Regions from separate parts of the Homo sapiens genome. Here region 2 is linked to region 1. Evidence: chromatin loops called from intact Hi-C (ENCODE). Cell type or tissue: dorsolateral prefrontal cortex. All regions are shown on one strand. Links, peaks and the distances in the headings refer to the core of each region. The heading gives the core; the rest is flanking DNA. Region 1 has its middle 23 kb from the start of CRHBP. Region 2 has its middle 13 kb from the start of AGGF1.

What was found. Peaks named below come from ENCODE experiments on the same cell type or tissue, not always from the same donor. Only the 100,000 strongest peaks of a DNase experiment are listed, where the experiment ranks them.
Region 2: a loop joins it to region 1, with 2.3 times the contacts of the local background. A loop is called at or near these places in 1 of 110 quality-filtered maps.

The regions. Positions count from the first base shown.
Region 1 is chr5:76,927,566-76,932,953 of GRCh38, reverse strand. It overlaps a transcript of S100Z not described here. Among named protein-coding and RNA genes, the nearest start is that of CRHBP, 23 kb to the left of the region's middle. In dorsolateral prefrontal cortex, for the core only: no CTCF peak of the experiment used is centred there; a DNase peak (open chromatin) is centred at 2,647; H3K27ac peaks cover 2,110 bases.
Region 2 is chr5:77,014,285-77,019,672 of GRCh38, reverse strand. No RefSeq gene overlaps it. Among named protein-coding and RNA genes, the nearest start is that of AGGF1, 13 kb to the left of the region's middle. In dorsolateral prefrontal cortex, for the core only: a CTCF peak has its summit at 3,329 (motif pointing right); no DNase peak of the experiment used is centred there.

The DNA.
Region 1 (5,388 bases), core at 263-5,262:
CAAATATAATTTTCATTTTAATGAGTTTCAGCTCCCACTGGTACTAAGCCGCTTTGTTTAGGTGTTAAATATTACAGAGTCATTAAAGGCTTTTCTTACACTTTTTTAATCTTTCTTCCCAAATCCCATCAGAAAAAAATGTCTAGCTTTATTTTGTTTTTATTTTTAAAGCGTTGATGAAAAAATAAATGAATTTTCTTTGTAAAAGGTAATGACTAAGTCATTCATCTGTGGATGGGAAGGGGTCGGCCACACAGTGGGAGACATCTCCCTAACTGGAGTTTCAAAAATGGTCTTCACAGCCAGGCACGGTGGATCACACCTGTAATCCCAGCACTTTGGGAGGCCAAGGCGGGCGGATCACTTGAGGCCAAGAGTTCGAGACCAGCCTGGCCAACATGATGAAACCCCATCTCTGCTAGAAAAACAAAAATAAGCTGGGCGTGGTAACGGGTGCCTGTAATCCTTGCTACTTGGGAGGCTGAGGCAGGAGAATTGCTTGAACCTGGGAGGCTGAGATTGCAGTGAGCTGAGATCACACCACCGCACTCCAGCCTGGGCAACAGAGTGAGAGACCCTGTCTCAAAAAGAAAAAAAGTCTTCACTTCGGTCTCATCGTGAGAAGGGCATAAAAATCTTGTGCTGTTGAAAGCCTAGGAGAAAGCTCTGCAAAATGCTTATTTTCCAACTTAACCAAATTATATTACTTAGGTTGTGCCTATAAGACATCAAAATAACTTGTCAGTCCTGCGCAAAAACCAGACAAACAACAGCAACAAATCTCCTATCTTTTCACTGGGGAGAAAAAAAAGAATTTAAATGCTTGAGTTTACAACCTATGATTTTGAAAGATGCAGACACAACACAAGTGACCTTTGAAAATAACTGACATCTTATGAAAAGATATATTGGGAAGTTTTTGTTATAAATTATATATATAAATAATAATCCATGTTAGAAAAATCCGCACTAGTGGTCAATGAAAAAAGATAAAATAACATAATTTTACCATCCAGAGATAACTACCATTATGGATATTACCCCTACTATGTTCCTCTGTCTCTCCTATGTGTGTGTGAATGTGTATATATGGACATCCTGGTGTCAAATTTTACACACTGAGACTTATGTGTGCACAAAAAAAAAGAAGAATAAAAAAAACCCAAATGTTCTTTCTTTCCTGTAAGTGATCTCATCTTGTTCTTAAGATTGCAGCTTACTTCTGGGTATTAGACTCCCACAGTCAGTGGCCTCCTAATGCAACCTTAATGTTCTCAGATTCGCTATCCATCTGGTCTTTTCTATAGCACTTCTCCATCCCCACCAAGGTTCAACCACGCTACGGGGCTGAAGGTAAGGACACCTCCTATTATGGACTGAATGTCTGTGCCCCTCCCCACTAATTCACAGGCTGGAGCCCTAATCCTCCATGTGATAGTGTTTGGAGATGGGACCTTTGGAAGGTAATTAGGTTTAGATGAGGTCATGAGTGTGGGGACCTCATGATGAGATTATTGTCCTCAAATAAGAAGAGAAAGAGGAGCCAGTCATGGTGGCTGGAGACTGTAATCCCAACACTTCGGGAGGCTGAAGTGGGTTGATTGCTTGAGCTCAGGAGTTCAAGACAAGCCTGGGCAACATAGTGAAACCCTGTCTCTACAAAAAAGTTTTTTAAAAAATTAGCCAGGTGTGGTGACACACCTCCATAAGTCCCAGCTACTCGGGAGGCTGAGGCGGAAGGGTCACCTGAGCCCAGGGAAGTGGAGGTAGCAGTGAGCTGTGATTGTGCCACTGCACTCCAACCCTCGACGACCGAGTGAGACCCTGTCTCAAAAAAGAAAAAAAAAAAGGAAGAAAGAAAAGGAAAAAGAGAGACTAGAGCTCTTTCTCCCTGCTCACCCACCTACAAGCCAGCAAGAATACCTGTTCCATACCCCACTGCCCCCACTCCTTCAGGCAAAAAAGCTGTTAACTTTGCCGACCCCATTCTAGCTCTCATAGGCTGCTCTCGAATTGATTTAGGTGTCCATTTCCACAAAACCTCTGCCAAGCTGGAGTTTTAAAATATCTCCTCCAATGGACTCCTACACAATTTCCCAGATGGGTAATATTCCAGGAAATCATAGGGCCTCAAACACTCTTCTTCTCCTTGGATACCCGCTTTACCCTACACTTCAGACATAATGGTCAATTCCTCAAAAACATCAGTGCTGAGTCAAGCCCAGTGATCAATAGAACAGAGCTCAGTGGTATTAAATAGAATTATGACCTAAAAGTAAAATTAAAGCAGCCCCAGCTGACAAGCTAACAGGGAATTTTCAGAGTCGAGTGATTGCATCTTTTCTAAGGTATCGAGCTGCAGAACTTCTTGCTGAGGATTGAATAGAAGGGTTTGGTCCAATCACCTACTGCCCTAAGCAACCAAACCTTAGGCTTTGTGGTCCTGAAACCCACACTGTGAGATGTGTGCCTCCTTACCATGGAAATTAAATAAGATTGGATTTTTATGTGCTTGAGACCTAAGTTCAGTCCTGGTTCTATTGTGTTCCTAGGGACCTTGGGTGTATCATTTCTGTGCACCTGTTTTTCTTTTTGGTACAATTTGGATGTGCAATCATCATGTTGCCAGACCTGCCCACGCCTGAGCATAAGCAGGGAGCTTGCTCAGTAGAGCGATCCCAGCTATTTCTCTGGAGATGCTGTCAGAGTCTGAGAATCTCTGTCTAACACGCATCACAGATAATTCTGTAGCACAGACGAATTTAGGAAACACTGAATTTGGAAATCCCTGGCTGTTTTCTAGCTTTCAGATTTCTTTGTTTTAAAGATTTAAAGATGAAAAACTACTCTTTGTGGGAATAGAAGATATCTTCACTGCAAACACCTCCCCATGTTGTAGGAAAATCAGACCAGCAGCTGCAACAGTAGAATTTTAGGATGCTGATGCACAAGAAGTTTTTATTAACATTCTCCTCTTCACATGAAGGTCTACAAATCTCTTGTGCACATGCCTGTCTGCTTTCCTTTTACCTGTTTCTGTTAGCTCCTATTAATTGAGCCTCTTTCCTTTTGTGGAAGTGGGTTGGGATCTCAGATCAATTGAACAATGTGTCCCTGCAGGTTGGGTTTTTGGTATGGTAAATAACACCCATCAACCAGCTATTGGTTATTTGGATACTGTTGGTGACCATTCCATCCAAACATTGCACCTGTTTTGCAATGTATAGTTTAGCCTGGTTCTACCATTCACTCTGATTCACAGGCTGCATATAATAACATTCAGCCTCTGCTTGGTTTCTGACACATTCAGGTTAACCATAATGACCCCAGCTTCCATCTCATGTCACCTCTTGGTGTACAGACCCAAAATACTGAGTTCTATTGGAATAACTGTAAAGCAAAGTGCAAGACCATAAGAGGATATTGTCATGCACTTATATTTGGCCAAATTTGTCTGGCACAATCAATTTGGAAACAATGCTTTTAATTCCCTTTTACTGCATGTATCAGGACAATTTTCTGTTAACTAATAGGATATTTCATTTTCCTGCATATATCTGAGAGACAAATTGTTCAATTGGTCCAGCAACTCTTTCCCTGAATTAGTAATGGAGTTCCCAGATGAAGTGGACATATACAAATCAAAGCCTCATTTGCAAACTTTTTTCAGAAAACAAAAAAGGTACAATATGCATCTACCTTCACCCTTCTCTCTGCCATGTAAAAATCCAGGCTGATTATATAACTCAAAGACCAAACCTCTTCCTATGTTTTTCCATGTGTTGGGTGCATTGTCCAGCGAGGAGCTGTAATTTTCTCTCTGCCACATCCATCATTAAGGTTGACTATTAGGTTTCTCCTACTGTGGCTCAGATTCTAATACTGAAGGTAACTCAAGAGACAGCCAAATAGCCAGGCACAGAGGCTCACGCCTATAATCCCAGCACTTTGGGAGGCCTAGGGTGGAGGAACACTTGAGAGCCCCGGAGTTCGAGACCAGCCTAGGCAACATAGTGAGACCTTGTCTCTACGAAAAATGTTTAAAAATTAGCTGGGCATGGTGGCACACCTCTGCAGTCCCAGCTGCTCAGGAGGCTGAGGTGGGGGAATTGCTTGAGCCCAGGAGTTTGAGGCTGTAATGTGCCGTGATTGTGCGCTGCACTCCAGCTTGGGCGACAGAGTGAGACCCAATCTCTAAAACGAAAATAAAAACAAAAAGAGACAGCCAAATAGTCAACTTCTACCCCAGTAAGTGACACTGGGAATTTTCATAGGATTAAAGAGTCCCATCTGGATATGAAAAGACCTTCTGTTTTTTACTGAGCCTGAGCTGCTTCTGTCTTCAACTAATCTTCTGTCATTTTAAGGGAAGATGGAATCTGTGTGGCTTTGATATTTTGCTACTTTCTGTACCATAATGCAGAAAGAAAGCAGCAGCTTAAGTAGCTTCACCTTCCCAGCTCACCCCTGCTCCATACAAGCCTTTTTTATTATATAAAATATGCCATGAGGGACAAAGGCTTCTCACTCCCATCCTAAAGGTGCATTATCTAATTTTCAAAATGTCTGTGAAGCCACAAGCACAGTGGCACTTACAATTGATTCTACCAAGTAAAAGATTATTCAGGAAGCAAACAAATTATAAAATTTCAGACATCTTTTTGCAGCTTATATGTTCAGGTCCTCTGCGTTGGGGAGATTATTGATGGCCCTGTTATGGTCCTTGTTTCCCTTGCAAGTGGAGGACCAAAAAGCTGTAATTTATAAAGGTCTCCATTGTGTAAAAATGACAGTGAACTAGACCCTTTGTTTCAAAACAAAGGAGGCAGTACTGACTCGGGTGCTCCTAAAGGATACGTGAAATCCATATAGATGGTGAGGGCATGGGAAGTATTCTTGCCCATGTGTCTTTCAATACCTGTGTAATGCCAGCACATGCCCCACCCAAACCCCCACGTCCTCAGAGCAGAGTCTAGGCCTGTGGACAGGGAACAGCACACACACAGATGGGCTTAGAGTCAGCTGGGCTTCAGCTTGAACCTGGCTTTTCCATGTATTTGCTGCAGGATCCTGGGAAATTTGCTCAACCAGAGCCTTGGTTTCCTTATCTACGAAATGAGGATACTAACCTTTCCCTGTAGGCTTGTTGAGAAGTTTCCATGTCATAACATGGGTAAAACATGGGAATGAGGCTGGACCTAAATGAATGTTAGTCTTCACCTTCCTAACTCTCCTCTTTCTACAACTGTTGTTCATAAGCTGAAATTTAATTCCTTATTTCTTCTTTCATCAAAATGCCCTTTGAGTTTTCTTTTAAAATTTCCTGACAGCTTTCCTCAGGGGCCTAAGCCACTATTGGAAGGGTCTTTAACTTCTCCCAGCCATTGA
Region 2 (5,388 bases), core at 286-5,285, 87 kb before region 1:
AGTCTTGCAACAATTTCTTTGGTTATACTAACTAGACGTTAAAAAAAAAGCAATGCAAATTTTCTTTCAGAGGATCAAAATAGATACCTGAAATATCTATTTCAGGACAAAATAAACACCCTCTCCTTACTAGGTAAACAAAATGTGCTCAGAACCTTTCCACAATTCCCCCACACTCAGACGATCTCCCTGGAGCAGTTACATTCACACAAGTTAGAGTAGAAAGATAGGAATGTTCAAACCATTTTAATATAATAATAACTAGGTATATGATTTTAAAGTAAATTTATATTTTAATGTTTATAACATTATAACAATATTATAATAATATAATAAATATTAAAACAGTTTATAAGGTGATGACATGTTACAATATTATAACAAGTGTTATACAATACTGTTATAATAATAACAATATTATAACAATTATAATAATTTAACAATATAATGTCCAAATATTATAAAATATTACGACAATAATTATATGTTGGCCAGTCATGGTGGCTCATGCCTGTAATCCCAACAGTTTGGGAGGCCAAGGTAGGAGGATCACTTGAGCCCAGGAGTTTGAAATCAGCCTGGGCAACATAAGGAGACAAATAATAATTTAAAAAATTTTAAAAATAAGCCAGGTATGGTGCTGCACTCCTGTGGTCCCAGCTACTTGGGAGGATCATCCGAGCCTGGGAGGTCAAGGCTGCAGTGAACCATGATCACCCCATTGCACTCCAGCCTGGGTGACAAAGCAAGGCTCTCTCTCTCTCTCACTGTGTGTGTGTGTGTGTGTGTGTGTGTGTGTGTGTGTGTATACATACATATGTGTGTGTTATATAACAATTATAAGTCATATAATTAATATAGTATCATTTTCCCTTAGATTCTGTCTGAAAGGAAAGGAATGGGTTCTGAGTCTGATGAACATCAGCCTATCAGAAAAGAACAAAAGACTAGAGTTTGAGGAAAAGCAAGAAGTACCCTAGAGAAGGTTAGGAGCTAAAGGAAGTAAGAATTTTTTCCAAGACCAAAAGGAAACAAGAGGATACAGTAAAGAGGAAACAGGGTCTGGGGCTGGGTTGGGCATTAGGAAAAGGTGTTCAAGAAGAGAGAGAGCGCATTGCCCAGGAAGAACTGGGTGGGCAGATCTGATAAGGGACCACCATGAGGGCTATTGGTGCTCAGGAACTGCTTGGGAGCTGGGCCATCAGCTGCAGTTGGCTCTACTTTCATTCATGGGAGTGTCACCCCTGCCTGCACCAGGGAACTCTGGTAACCATCCTCCCTTGGTGCCCACGAGGACTTCATTCCTCCAGCATCCTCCCCCACTGACTCATAGGAACACTCACTTCATCCCCAGTGAAGCTGGGGAGCCAGCTTCACTACCCAATGCACATAATACCCCAAGACACTCATGAACCGAAGGAGAGGGAGAGGACTGATGGAGTCCTAGATTGGACCCTCAGTGGAGTGGGTGTGAGGAAGCATCTCCCACCTGTACTTGGGGGTGGAGTAGGGTGCTGAATTAATCAAGAAATGTGAAAGCATTTAACTCTGTAGGAGTCTTCTCCTTTCCTCCCTTCCCTTTTTTCCCTGAGGTGGAGCAAGTTATTGACAATTCTCTTATAATATAAAATATTTAAAAATATAAGAAAGGAAATTAAAATGATTCGAAGGAAACATTGGAATGCCACAACTACATATTTACCTTCTTGCTGTTTCAAGGAAGATCCTGGTCATGATCCCATCGTTTATTGATATGTACTTCTCGCCGTGTGTTAGTTCATGAGGATTCAATCTGAGATCATGATGAGTAAATATTTAATTACCAAAGTTATAGATTAGTTTCTTGGAACAGTCTCCTGATGAGCAAGGACAGAATGTAAGCCTAACAACTTCTTTATTATCATCATACACTTATTAAATATAGTCATGGCATTTCATTTGGCATTGAATATGTCTGCATATAAAATAGCCATGAACAAATTAAGATTCATCTGAATGTGTACCAAAACCCTAGAAGAGAAAGACAAAGTTGGATGCTTATGTAGCTCATTAGGGTTACAGAGGATTCCAAATAGTATAGAATTAACTTGATAAATGGGTGAAATGCTTTAGTTGTAACACAGACATGTGTTATGTAGTAAAGTAACAACTTCTAGACAGAGACACGTTAACTAAATCTCAGTTCTGTTACCCACATTAGCTGTGTGACTTTAGGCAAGTTACTTAAGCGCTCTGTGTTTCAGGTTTCCTCATATGTCAGATGGAGATTAAATAATAGAGTGGAAAGCTCTAAATTTAGAACCTAGCACATAGCAAGTTTGCAATGAATATTAATTATTGTTGTTCTGTTTTATAAATAGTGTTTGCTACATGCCAGGAGCTGGTTTAATTACTTTTCAAAAATAATTATTTATGTGCTAGGCACTGTTTTAAGCACTGTATTGATATTAACTCATTTAATTATCATAACAGTCTTGTGGGATAGGTATCATCATCATCATCACCATCATCATCATCATCACCTCCATTTCACAGAGAACAAAAATGAAGTCCAGAGATTAAGTAACTTGCTTAAGATAATACAGCCAGAAAGAGTCAGAGCTGGGATTCAAATTCAGACAGTCTGCTTCCAGAGGCAGTGCTCTTAATTCACATGTTACTGTCTCATCATCGTCATCATCATGAACCATAAATTCAGGTTTATGCATCAGCATGAGGCATTAATGTATACATGTTATTAATTGATTATTAAAGTTTTATCTACACAATAGATGGTTTAATATGATGCGTACATTATTCTTGTAAACTAAATTACATTTTAAGTGCAAAAGTGGGCTTGCTAATGAAAAAGTAGATATAGAACCATTCTAGAAAGCTTAAAAAGATTAATAGGAGCACAAATCTGCAAGGAAAGTTAGAGTTCATTGACAGTTCCCTGTCTTTTTATAGGATGGCCAACAGATCATTCTATTAATACATCCTACTTGCCTCTCAAGTTATTATAATGACCAAATGTGAAAGCGCTTTGTAAACTGTTTTTTAAAAACAAAGCTCTGTAGAAATGTAAGCTATAATGACCTGTCTTTTATACCCTACAAGATTCAGAACAGTATTCATTTGTGTGACATATACATGCATTCACATCCTTGGGAAATTTCTCAAGGGATATATAACATTCTGTCCATGTTGGCTACCACTGGAGAAGTGGGATTTCTGCTCTGACAGGGACTTCATTTCTCTCAGATCCTTTTTACTGAGACCAAATGACGTCTTGAAGAAGTAACACAAAACACAATTGACCAGAAGGTGGCAATAAAGCATTGACATTTTCAAAAGGTTTCAGGCACAAGTTTAAGGACTAACACGGTATTGTCTATCTGAAGAGCCAAAATGTTGCCTGGAGCTTCTAATGGTCCACATTCTGGGCCTGATGTTCTTCAGATGATTATGGAATTAGAGGCCTGTGTTCAACTATGAGGAGCAACTCCCCACCTTCCCACCATCACCCCAGGTGTCCCTACCCTGGAGGAGCCCAGACAAGAGGTGACTTGAATGTAGTGAGATAAATGCCAGTGCCAGGAATGCGCAGGGAGCTCCAGGAATGCTCAGGGTGCTCCAGGAGCAGGACTATTTATCTGAAGAGTATGTCCCCATCTTGGGGCATTATGGGAGGAAATTAACATGAAACTAAGAATCCCCACTTGAGTTAACTTTATTGTGTAAGTGGAATGATTATTGTGATAGTGTAATTATGTTATTTTTAATCCTTTGGTGAAGTTTTCCTATGTACCCATTTTACTGCATCTAGCAATGTGATGTCTTCTTGTTCTTCATCTAAGGAATGGGAAAGAATGTCGGGAGAAACGGGTGTACTCTTTAATTTGGTCCCCCACACCTTCTATCTCAGGTAATCAAAGAAGAGGATCCTAAGAAGACTCCCTTACTTCTGGGAGGTGCACATTAGTGCTGGATAGAGTAGGCTGGGCCCAGGTTTGTTAGAGAAAAAATCATTCTGACCCTTATTAACATGGTAAGGAGGATCCTAATCAGAACTATTGCAATAGGTAAAAGTGTCAAGACCATTGCAATAGGGGAGAGAGACTGGGTTCAACACTGAATACGACAAGAACAAGTGGAGATTTACAGCCAAGGAGCAGGTTGGGAGTAATGGTGGATGGAAATTTACTAAGAAGAGAAATCAAAGACGGGGCATTCTTGCTAGAGTGGCCAAACAAGGCTCTTGCTGAGGGCAGGAAAGGCTGATGAGATATCAAGGGTAGGGTATGAGGAATTTGATTGACATCAACAGCGATCAAATATTGAGGGTGGGGGATTCTCTCTAAATTGACTTTGTGGGATTCTTGTGAAAACTGGGCTATGCACGTTGAGGCCTAGTTGAGAAGAGGGCTCAGGAGAGATTGACTAAAGTTTGGTCAAGGAGAGAGTCTTTGTTAGGTCCAAATGTACAGAGAGCATCAATACCTTATTTTATTATTATTATTTTTTGAGACAGGGTCTTGCTGTGTCACCCACGCTGGGGTGCAGTGGTGTGAATTCGGTTCACTGCAGCCTTGACCTCCCAGGCTCAAGCAATCCTACCACCTCAGCCTCCTGAGTAGCTGGGATCATAGGGAAGCACCACTGTGCCTGGCTAATTTTTGTATTTTTACTACAGATGGGCACTTGCCCTATTGCCCAGGACAGTACCTTAATTTAATGCAGAATCTGCTTCATAAACTGGCAGAGTTTTGATCTTCTGCCAAGTGGCTAGACAGCCACAGAGATTCAGTGGGAATATGAATGTTTGTATATTTTGCCATATATATTTTATTCCAATATAAAATTGTTAGAGAATTTATTTGCATAAACTTATAAGAACATGTGTTTGGGTACTTCTCTTTAACAGCACAGTTCTTACTTCAATTAATCTGTATATATTGATAAGCAATGTACCTCACCTGTGTTATGGCTGTGTTGCTTTTGCTGGGAACTTGAAGAACCAAGCGTGTTTATGGGAGACGTGTAGGCTGGCTTACACCCTGACTTTCAAAAACCAGGTTAATCCTTAGCTCTTTAGCAGTTCTAACTAGGATGATACAATAGCTGGAAGATTAAAATATAATTAAATAGTAATCCATAGCCTTCTGAAGACCCTTATTTAAAAAAAAAAAAAAACCACAGAACAAAGACGTGCTAAGTATCTTCAAGTTTTTATGGGGTTTAAGTATGCACATGCTTATTAAACTCTTTCTGTGTCATTAACTTTGTAGGTGCCATTCTCTTTTTTCTTTTTTTTTAGAGATGGGGTCTTACTTTGTTGCCCAGACTGGAGTGCAGTGGTGCAATCATGGCTCACTGCAGCCTCAAACTTCTGGGCTCAAGCAATCT